Regions from separate parts of the Homo sapiens genome. Here regions 1 and 2 are each linked to region 3. Evidence: chromatin contacts called from ENCODE Hi-C or POLR2A ChIA-PET data. All regions are on one chromosome and are shown on one strand. Each heading gives the region's core, a stretch centred on a gene start or an enhancer-like site at or near the end of the contact. The rest is flanking DNA. Distances are from core to core; before and after follow the strand shown. Region 1 overlaps SIPA1L2 (signal induced proliferation associated 1 like 2). Region 2 overlaps SIPA1L2 (signal induced proliferation associated 1 like 2). Region 3 holds the start of SIPA1L2 (signal induced proliferation associated 1 like 2).

The links. Hi-C counts contacts between places; a loop is a spot of excess contacts on that map. ChIA-PET counts read pairs that join two places held with the same protein, here RNA polymerase II (POLR2A). Pooled maps may share reads with other maps.
Region 1: a loop to region 3 is called in a map of dorsolateral prefrontal cortex, with 11 times the contacts of the local background. The contact joins the enhancer-like site here to the promoter of SIPA1L2 in region 3. A Hi-C loop is called at or near these places in 20 of 168 maps with a recorded cell type or tissue (IMR-90, Panc1, dorsolateral prefrontal cortex and 6 more), 6 of 37 single-sample maps with no recorded cell type and 17 of 50 pooled maps. POLR2A ChIA-PET finds 5 or more read pairs at or near these places in 3 of 52 experiments (HEK293, MCF 10A and OCI-LY7).
Region 2: POLR2A ChIA-PET joins it to region 3 with 24 read pairs in MCF 10A. The contact joins the enhancer-like site here to the promoter of SIPA1L2 in region 3. A Hi-C loop is called at or near these places in 4 of 168 maps with a recorded cell type or tissue (MCF 10A, PC-3, endothelial cell of umbilical vein and 1 more), 1 of 37 single-sample maps with no recorded cell type and 5 of 50 pooled maps. POLR2A ChIA-PET finds 5 or more read pairs at or near these places in 5 of 52 experiments (AG04449, HEK293, MCF 10A and 2 more).

The regions. Positions count from the first base shown.
Region 1 is chr1:232,508,434-232,511,928 of GRCh38, reverse strand. The region is part of intron 3 of SIPA1L2 (signal induced proliferation associated 1 like 2); the gene reads left to right. Among named protein-coding and RNA genes, the nearest start is that of SIPA1L2, 120 kb to the left of the region's middle. Within about 2 kb of position 2,053, at least 4 of the 41 ENCODE cell types and tissues checked have a DNase peak (open chromatin) inside an H3K27ac peak, as active enhancers do; they include dorsolateral prefrontal cortex and heart right ventricle, where a contact is called at or near this core.
Region 2 is chr1:232,536,907-232,540,268 of GRCh38, reverse strand. All of the region lies in intron 2 of SIPA1L2 (signal induced proliferation associated 1 like 2), which reads left to right. Among named protein-coding and RNA genes, the nearest start is that of SIPA1L2, 92 kb to the left of the region's middle. Within about 2 kb of position 1,852, at least 5 of the 41 ENCODE cell types and tissues checked have a DNase peak (open chromatin) inside an H3K27ac peak, as active enhancers do; they include PC-3, where a contact is called at or near this core.
Region 3 is chr1:232,628,205-232,631,544 of GRCh38, reverse strand. It overlaps SIPA1L2 (signal induced proliferation associated 1 like 2), which reads left to right and starts at 1,412. Exons shown (of 23, transcript NM_020808.5): 1 at 1,412-1,676. LOC124904551 (a long non-coding RNA gene) reads right to left here and starts at 963. Exons shown (of 2, transcript XR_007066943.1): 1 at 109-963. RefSeq lists silencers at 995-1,474, 1,535-1,634.

The sequences.
Region 1 (3,495 bases), core at 804-3,303, 120 kb after region 3:
TCTGATGATAGTTTCTTTTGCTGTGTAGAAGCTCTTTAGTTTAATTAGATCCCATTTGTCATTTTTGGCTTCTGTTGTCATTGCTTTTGCTGTTTTAGTCATGAAGTCTTTGCCCATGCCTATGTCCTGAATGGTATTGCCCAGGTTTTCTTCTAGGGTTTTTATGGTTTTAGATTTTAATTTCATCAGTATTGGTTTCTGTCTTGAGAATATTTGTGTAATTTTTGACTGTAGTTTGTTTTATTGGAGTGGGTTGGGGAGGGTGGGTAACACAGACCTTAGGAGGTCACTCTGTCCACTTCAGTCCCTTATAACGTTAAACCACTGTGAAGCCTGTTTATTACTTTTTCTCATGGAGTATAGACTTAAAAGAATTTGTCTGCCAGATAAATTGTGATTATTAATAATTCCCCCTCCTGTTTTTGCATCAATCCAGACTTAGCATGTCTTTTGTAATCACATTATGACAACATGAATCAGAGAAATGATCTGATGCAATAAAGCTAAATAAACAGATATTTACACTGCATCTGGTCACTTAGTGTGAATTGTCTCTCTGTCCTCATACTGATGACATAATAGGACTGAAATAGTTTTGTCAACAGATCTTGGTCCCCTGTTGTGTCTCCTTTCCTCTCCTCCACCCTGAATTTCGGTCTTGGCTTCAGGTGTGCCTCAGTGTTAACACCATAGTTACTTCCTTCCAGCCAGTGGAATCAAAGAATCCTGGACCTGCTTTTTTGTCTCTGCTGTGAAAATAACTCATAACCCTCATGCCCGTGTTCATGCAGAGGTATCACATTATATCACACTGCTCAAGGATGCTCTCTAGGTGGAAGTTAGTTATTTTTGGAAAGGGAGATGGAGAGATAGGCTTCCTAATTAAGGTTATTTTTATTGATGAAGCCATGGCTGCCAATTCTTAATAAAATAAAGTCTGTTGGATTTATTATGCCCTGAAATCCCCAGGTAATTAGTCATTCTGGCTAGCTGAGTTTTGTAAATAGTTTGTGATTCAGACTTTGAAATACTAGAACATAAAATTATATATATGTTCATATTTATGCCAAAACTTAGTGCCAGCGTCTCATTCATATGCTGTTGCACATGTCTGAGTGTAAGTGGAATGAAAAACTGTTGTTTTGTGCACCCCGGTCACCACCATTTGATTCATTAATGTCCCCAGGGTCTGTTCCCCGAGATGATTTTAGGTTGCTAGATTCTGTTAGTTTTCTTGACTGCTACTTGTAGTTTTTCTCTTGAATTCTCAACTGTCACTTCTTGGTAGTTTTAAAGACTCCTCTGCAAGTGATTTATTTCCTCCACCTTTTCTGATGAGCTACTTAGTTTTTCAAGAGCATTGCAAATGACATCATCAAACTGCTTAGGTTTGAATGTGAAATAAATAAGCTCCAAAGAAGAATCTGAGTGTAGACACCCTGTCAGTGAATTGTGGGTGGATGTACGCTTATCGTTTGGCATTTTGGTGCTGTTGGGCACACTCTCTGGTTCTGAGCTTTGCAGTGGATTTATAAACGAGTCAGAAAGCAGAATTCTAGACTATAGTCACGCATCAGTTAACAACAGGGATATGGTCTGAGAAATGTGTTATTAGGCAATTTCGTCATTGCGTGAACATCATAGAGTATACTTACACAATCCTAGATATATATCTTTATTCATATATATATATATATTTTCATATTGAAAACCAAATGTCCCAGCACCATTACTGAATATCAGACATTTCCCCTTATTCATCTGCACTGCCAATATCAAGTGCCATGCATCAGATTTCTGTATATGCTCCATCATGATTTTATGGGACCACCGTCATGTATGTGGTCCATTGTTGACCGAAATATCCCTATGCGGTACATGACTGTGCTTTGCAAAGCCCACAAAATGAGGGAGTGGGGAGGCAATCCGTGAGGTCACTTTGTCTTCAGTGTTCTGTGATTCTGTGCTGTGGAAGGTGCTGTTGTGCCTGCAGATGGGCTCGGGCTGGGGAAGGAGCGGCCACCAGGAGCGAGAAGAAGGCCGAGCCCCGGCTGCTCTGTTCTCTCTCCAGCGCAGCTGTGAACTGTGTCCTGCCTCCTCCTATATTTAGCTCTTCCCCTGTGGTCCAGTGTGACTTCAAAGTGAAATTGGTTACAATGGCATCTGCTCCTGCTCTTGCTGGTCTCTTGTTGAGCCATTAAGGACTCCAGGCAGAGGCAGCAGCCCAGATTCTTAAGTGAAAAGTACAGTGAGGTGGAGGCCTCCTATGGTGTGGGAGTAGATTCCCATTCCCGCTTCAGCCACTGGACACAGTTGTGCAAGACCCTTCTGTCTGCAAACATCATGAGTTGGGTGAGCTTCATTGTATTTAAAAACAGAGGGCCTGGGCAGACTGGCACAGATAACGATGTTTTTGAGATAGCTTTTTTCTTTCCCTTTTTTGCTTTTCCCTTCTCTCAAGGATTTTCTCTTTGGAAACTGACTTTCAGGGATCTATCTTTCAATACTTTCCAGAGTGCTTTTATTTTGTTCTGTGCTTCAGGGTTCTGTGTAAAACTTCATTTTCAAGAGAATTAACTGGCTCCCAATCATGGCAAATGTTTAAAGTGCGATACTTTAATAATGTGATTTCTTCTTTATTGGGTAGTTAATGTGAAATGTCTGCTTTTGATGCTGAGGTGTATTTCTGTGACACATCATCACTGAAAGGCTGTTGAATAACTTTGTGAAAGGATTTCTGCAGGGGAGTGGCAGGACACAGGAAACTGTGTGACAACATCGCTTGCCCAGGCAAATCCATCTGTAGCTTTCAGTGAAATAGCTTTTCTTTTTTCTTGAAGACAGAGTCTCGCTCTGTTGCCCAGGCTGGCGTGCAGTGGCGCAATCTTGGCTCACTGCAACCTCTGCCTCCCGGGTTCAAGCAATTCTCCTGCCTCAGCCTCCCAAGTAGCTGGGATTACAGACATGTGCCACCACGCCCGGCTAATTTTTGTATTTTTAGTAGAGATGGGGTTTCGCCGTGTTGGCCAGGCTGGTCTCGAACGCCTGTCTTCAGGTGATCCACCCACCTCAGCCTCCCAGAGTGCTGGGATTACAGGCGTGAGCCACCGCACCCAGCCAAAACAGCTTTTTTAAAAGCAGTGAGGATAGTAGCAAGTAGAGTGAATGCCCAATAAGTCCCTTCCTTTCACGGGCGATAACCATGAAGACACATTGGTGCCGTTTGTCACATTACTGTTTCTCTGATGGGACTCATTGTGAATGTGCCATTTGCTGCTGCTTTGAGCTTTGCATTTGTGAAACAGGCTGTGACAAAGGGTCCCTTAGATAGGGATTCTAGTTGTGCTTGACCACGGTCAGTCATGTGAGCATCAGTGAGTCTGGTTTCCATTGTAGCAGAGCAGCAGGCTTTGCCTCCTTCTGGACCTGCTTGGCACTGCACACTGCCACCAACAGTGGGGCCAGTGCTGGAACTGTGTGGCAGAGCCCAGACAC
Region 2 (3,362 bases), core at 603-3,102, 92 kb after region 3:
GCAGTGGCGTGACCTCGGCCCACTGCAACGTCCACCTCCCGGGTTCAAGTGATTCTCCTGCCTCAGCCTCTCGAGTAGCTGGGATTACAGGTGCCCACCACCACGCCCGGCTAAATTTTGTATTTTAAGTAGAGATGAGGTTTCACCATGTTGGCCAGGCTGGTTTCGAACTCCTGACCTCTTATGATCCACCCACCTCGGCCTCCCAAAATGCTGGGATTACAGGTGTGAGCCACCGTGCCCGGCCTTTATTTGAAGTTTTAACTTGCTGGGAGCTGGACACTATTTTACACGCTATACAGGCATTCGCATTGGGCACCATGCAGCTTTCTCCATACTGCAGGAACAAGTTAGACACAGACCTTTCATTTTTGTTTTGACCTTGTAGTCCACACAGAAGAAAAAATGCGTAATGAAAACTGGTAGAATGAAGCTCAGAGGAGCCAGATCTAGATTGACAGGTCACTGGGGGGCTCTCTGAAGTAAGAGGGCTGTCGTCAGACTCGTGGTAGAAAGAGGCTGGCCACAGGGTGCAGCTGGGATCCCAACTCTAGCTGGTTCTGGAGGGTGGGCCTGGGGGAATGGGGAGAGCACAGAATGAGAGAAGAGCTGCTCTCCAGGTCAGTTGTGTTTGCTCTTCTTGTACAACCTGCGTGAGATCCTCTCCTTTAAAACCTCAGTCTTCATGCATATTGGCCTGGTGATGCTCTGTACCAAATTTCTGAGGTAGTGGGCCCAGATCTACTCGGGGGAGTGCAGAATTGAAGGCAAAGATGCAGAAGGGGAAATCTCTTATTATGTCTTCTCCCGTCCTTGAAGATGTTCAGGTCATTTTCAGGGTTGTTTGACTTTTAGGAAACTACTTAATTTCTCTTGACCAAATGAAGTTTAAGTGATTTTGAGTGTTCTCGTTTGACCTTTGAGTGACAGACCCTTAGACTTTTTGCAGTTGTAAGTAGTAGGAAGGACTCAGATTGTTTCGCACCTCTCAAGGCCTTGCCTAAGGTGTCCACTAGTTACCAAGAAGCCCTAGATAAGACCCTACCCCAAGGGTTTCAACTGGCATCAGGTTAGACAGAGGAGTTGAGCTGCTTCACCTGCAGCGGTTTGTGTAGTTAGCCTGGTAGAAGGCTGGAGATTGTGAACCGAAGATGATGAATAAACAGATTTGCTGTTTGCTTGACGAGGAGACTCTGAGGAGAGGATTTTCATTCTGTGTTGCCACAAACAGAGCATGTGACTGCTACTTCCCCCAGCAATCAAAACAGGATTAAGAGGAGTAGAAAATAAGGTAGATAAAACTTGCATCTTGGGAATATTCGTCAGCTGTCTGAATAGGTAACAAAAATAGAAAAAAGAACATGATATTCTATATACGCTTGCAGGTTTAGATGCTGAGGTCAAATTTTGTCTTTGTCATTAGTGGTGAGTCAGCTCACCCACCCACTGTCACATTCTTGATGGTTGGGAAATTTTGAGCTCTCTACTCAAATTGTACCTTCATGTGATCATCAAATTATTGAAAGTTTTTCTTCTCAGTTATGTGTGTATACAAGCACATGTGTGTATAGTGGGGGAGGGGGGGTCACAAAACACTAAGCCTGGGGGACTTTAAGATTATATGAAGTAGGAATTAGCATAGAGATGGCAGCATTCTCTGTACCACTTCTCTTTGGATAATTTGAAACCAGTAATTTTACATAGGCCATTTGAGTGCCAGTGGTGAAAAGGTTTTAATGGAAAGTGGTGTTGGGGGACTCTGTGGAAAGGGAGCTGGTGCCATACAGAGTGAGTGCCTTCATGTGGAACGATGCTTTGAAAGGATCAGATATTGCGGAGGCACCAGGCATTCTTTCCCTCTGAGTCATTCTGGAGGTATAACCCCTGCTGAGGGCCAGTTACTGTTCTCTGTGTTGGAGAAGAGAAGTGGGTGTTTGTAGGGTTAGGAGACCTTCCTCATCTGCCCCATACCCCCTCTTCTCTTGTCTGACATGCCTGAGTGATTCTGGTGCATGCCCTCAACAGCCCCATGGCCTGCTGAGCTAGGTGTCAGCAGAAGATCCCCATCCTGGCCCCATCCTGGCCTGACCGTGATCCCACCTGTGCCAAAATGGAGATATTTCAGCTTTATTCTGCTGCCTTTGAAATTACTGAGACTTTTTGTTGTTTCTGTGTAACCAATGTTAATGAGGATTTGAACCTAGCATTTCCTCACTGATGGGGTAAGAACTTGCCTGGGAGATTGTCACAGATAACTTAAATAAATGATGTTTATTACAAAAAGGGTTACACTTAGGTTATTTTTGTCATTTAGGAAGTCTGTAATCAGTGAATGAAAAATGGACAAGCTTAAATATCATAGTTAGAGGTAGAAAGGTTATATGTAGATAGTTTAAGGATCATGAATGAACAATAATAACTGTGGAACACATTTGCGTATGGGAGGCACTATTCTAAGCCTTACCTGCCTCAGCTCATTTAATCCCCACAGCAGTCCTGTGAGTTAGGTCCTATTAATTCTCCATTTTACAGATGAGAGAATCGAGGCTCACAAAGGTTAGCTAACTTGCATGTCTACACATGGTCTAGTAAGTAGAGCTGTGGTTCTGACCTTGGCGTCTGACTCCACAGCCCATCTGTGCTACTAGCCATTATTACACCATTGCTCCTGCTAAACAAGGGTGACGGACACAAAACCAAAGCTTCAGGGATTTTTAAATTAAGAAAATTTATCATTTTCCTATTTTGTGAAGTATTCCTTGTTGCTTCATTTTTTTTTTATCTTTTGAATTTTAGTATATTTTTAATGTGGGCACTATAAAGCGATGTATTGCTACTATTGTTCTTCTTAAGCAACTCTGATGTTTTGCTGTTATACTATTGGTTTAGTTGCATACTTATGTACATAGGAATATTTCTTAATTTTATTGATCAGAATTTCTTGTTCCAAGAAGTAGGACATTCTGTATTTACAAATTGCTTGGTCCCACCAAATTAATACATAATGTAATTATTATTATTTATTTATTTTTGAGACAGGGTCTCACGTTGTCACCCAGGCTGGAGTGCAGTGGCACAATCACAGTTCACTGTAGCCTCAACCTCCCAGGTCTCAGGTGATCCTCCCACCTCAGCCTCCCAAGTAACTGAGACTACAGATGCAAACCACCACACCTGGCTAATTTTTCTATTTCTTGTACAAACAGGGTTTCACCATGTTGCCTAGGCTGGTCTCGAATTCCTGAGCTTCAGCGATCCACCTGCTGTGGCCTCCCAAAGTGCTAAGATTATAGACGTGAGCCACCGTGCTTGGCCCATAATGTAATTACGACATGATGTGGTATAGAAAAGAATAGTTCCAA
Region 3 (3,340 bases), core at 163-2,662:
AATCCCACAGATTATACCTATAATTTAAAAAGATACGAAAGATTGTATAATGTGTACATGCTTCAGATCACAGAGAAATATAGTGTGGGAAGGACCGCCTCTATTTACCTTTTAACAGGGCTGTGTTCTAGGAAGTGTTTGTGATAGGGAAGTAGAGATAACACTTTTTCTTCAGGAAGAAGTCTGACTCTAGAAGGGGAGAAACTGAAAGCCCCAATCCAGTCTCAGGGAACCCAGCTCAAAACTCTGACAAAAAAGCCTGCTCAGGAAATTCTACGGTGTGGCTGGAAGGTAAGTTAGAGGCTGCCTCCACCTGCTTTATTATTCCTGCGTATAGATGACTGTTGCTGTCCATTTAGGCAGAGTCAATTCCAGTCTAGCTTAAAAGATTCTTCTGAGACCCTTTAATCTTTCAGCATCTAATTCAAATGTCAAGCAATTTACAATAATAGTTTCAAATAATGCTTCCTCACAGGTGAGTCAACATTTCTAAGAAAGCAGAAAAGTTGGGTATAAAAAGTTCAATTCTTCCTCGTCGGAAAAAAGATGCAAGACATTTCTACCGTGGGCTGAGCGCTGCCTGGAGGGCAGGGAGGAAGGGGTGAGCGGACCGCGCTGGGATGTGGGTGCCTGGAACTGCCAATCTCTCCGTTTTCCCCTTGGCTCCTAAAGGTCTCTTAGCAGCATTTCCTGCACGCTGGCACCCCCTGTCCTCCTAACGTTTTACTGCCTGCGTGTTTCTCTGTGCTTCCCCACCCTCCGACCCACAGGGCCCGGGGCGCCCTCCGGGGGCCGGCACACAGCAGGGTCTCGCTTCCTCGCGCTGTCTTCTTCAGATGGGATCACTTCGACTTGCGGCCGTTTGGGCGTTCGCGGGGCCTCGGCGATTCTGTGGCGTCCTGGGCTGTGTATGTAGCCCCAGCGGCCGAGGCTCACGGATCCGACCGCCCGGCCGCCGCGTCTGTCCCAAGTTGGGAGACGGGAGGGCCGGGTGGGGTCGCGCCTGCGCCAGGGGGCGGCTCAGAACCAGACTCGCGGTTTTTAACTTATTCCTCAGAGGGGCGAAAGCGAGTCTCGACAAGGACGGCGACGGCTCTCTAGAAGCCGGGGTCCAGGTAGGCTGCCCGGCCCTCGAGCTCGCCCAGCGCCGCTCATGATGCGCCCCGCAGCCCCCTCCCCAAGAAGGGCGTCCGGGCCCCTCCTGGACGCGCAGCTCCCGCGCGCCGCGGGGCCTGGGAACAGCGCACCGGCTGCGCCCGGAGCCGGGCGGACGGTGAGACTGACGGCGTCCGCGCCCAATCGTGGGGCGGGGCCGAGGGGGCCTGCAGGCAGCGACCAATGGGAGCCCGCAGAGCGGGCGGGGGGCGGTGCCGCTGGGCGGGCGGGCGGTGGCATCGGGAGCCGGCGCGGCAGACTGGGAGCCCGGGAGGAGCTGGCGGAGCGAGAGGAGGAGGAGGACGGAGGAGGAGCACCGCGCCCCCGCCGGCCGCCCGAGCGCAGGCCGAGAGCTCCAGCCGCAGCCAGCGGGTCCGGGCCGCCTCCGCCGGAGCCCGGCGCGGGGAGAGTCCGGGCCGATGGGCAGCCCCGGGCAGCGGCGGGCGGCGAGGCGGCAGCCCGGGTACGCGCCGCCCGGCGCGCACAGGCTGTAGCAGGTTCCGGCGGACGGCGTTGCGAAGGTTCGTGTCGGGGAATCCGACGGGCAGCGTGGCGAGGGTCGGTTCGGGATGCCTGCGGCCAGGCGGGGACTGTCCCGAAGGGGAAGGGGATGCCCTTCGGGGCGCTTTGGGGGGCTGACGGCGGCGAGGGGTGCGAGGGGCGCGGGGGTGCGAGGGTCGCGGCGCAGGGTCCGGCTTGTAGACGCAGATGCGCCCGCGCTCCCGATCCCCGGCTGGAAGAGGAGCCGCCGCCGCCTGTTCTCTCCAAGTTATCGATCGGCTGAAAGGTTATTCCCGTCTCGGCGACACAGGCACTGAGGAGGGTCTTCTCCAGGTGCCCAGAACTTCGCTCTGACTAACGCTCTCTGGAAGGGCTCGCGGTTGCCCGACGCAGCTTCCCCGGCGCGCCTGGCCAGCTGACGCCGAACTTGCTGCGGGGCTAATTCCCCTTCTAGAGGGGGTGCGCCCGGAGCGCGCGCCCTCACCGGGACGGATCCCTCTTTGTAAGACCGGGAGCCTCCGGCGAGCGCTCTTCTCACTCACCGCGACCTTTCTTCCCACTTTGCCAGCTCCTGGGCCTCTCCGGGTCTTCCCGTGTCAGTGAGGGTAGTTTGCCCACGTCCTGGGAATATCCCTGGGAACACCTACAGATTAATTTTCAGCCGTGCCGCAAACCCAAAGAATCAATTTCGGCTCATCATCTGCAAGAGAGAGCCGAGGCTTCTCGGAAAGAGAGAACAACTTGGCATTACCCCTGTGGGAGATATTTGTCATCATTAACCTGCTTGAGTTAAATTAATTCAGCCCAAGATGACTCTGGCCTGAGTATTGGAAAAAATCAAGTGCATTGGTTACGGAATTGTGCTCACCAAAACATGATTTTGGTCAAAACAAAATTGTAGACATTTTGGATTTTGGTTAGATTGAGACTGGGTTTTGACAAGGATGGCTTTTTTTTAAAAAAAACAAGGAAAAAAACCCTCAAAGAATCTTGGTGATTCTCATGTCTTTGCCCAGTAAGTTCAAAATAGTCGCACAGATTTTTCTTTTCTTTGCCTCTTTTGTCTGCAGTCTCCATTCTAAACGTTAACACTAGATGGCTTTCTTATGACAGACATTTAGTAAACTGCCCATTTGAGTCGCGTTTGTGTGCAGCCTAGGTTGTAATTTTTCTAGTGTTACAATTAGTAATTGAAGAAAAAAGATCTCCCAAACTGTTGCTTTTTATTGCTTTCCTAGAAAACCTACACATACCGATATTTTTGCGGATATTGAGAGGTGGCCTATTATTTTTGGCATTCCCAAAGTTGAATTTCAAGAGACAACTTGGTTACTGTATTTAGTTACATCATTTAAGAATGCTTGTTTCATGTTTGGACTTATTTAAAGAATTCAGAGTTCTGTTAGTTTTGTCATTCTGTTTAGACAATATTTCCAGTTAAAAGATGTTTACCGCTTGATTGAATTTCACTGCTTGATTCAGAGTTATAAGAGAGTATTATTCATGAGAAAAATGCAGTCTTTCTTAAGTTTTGGGTATAAATCACATTGATTCTTCCTAAAAGATTCCATTGATCCATTTTGGGAAGAGATGCAGTTAAAGTATCTGCATGATTCATACCAGGGATTGTGTTAGGGACATCTCCCCAGAGGATGTTTGATTTTTTCATTTCTAAGCACAAGCC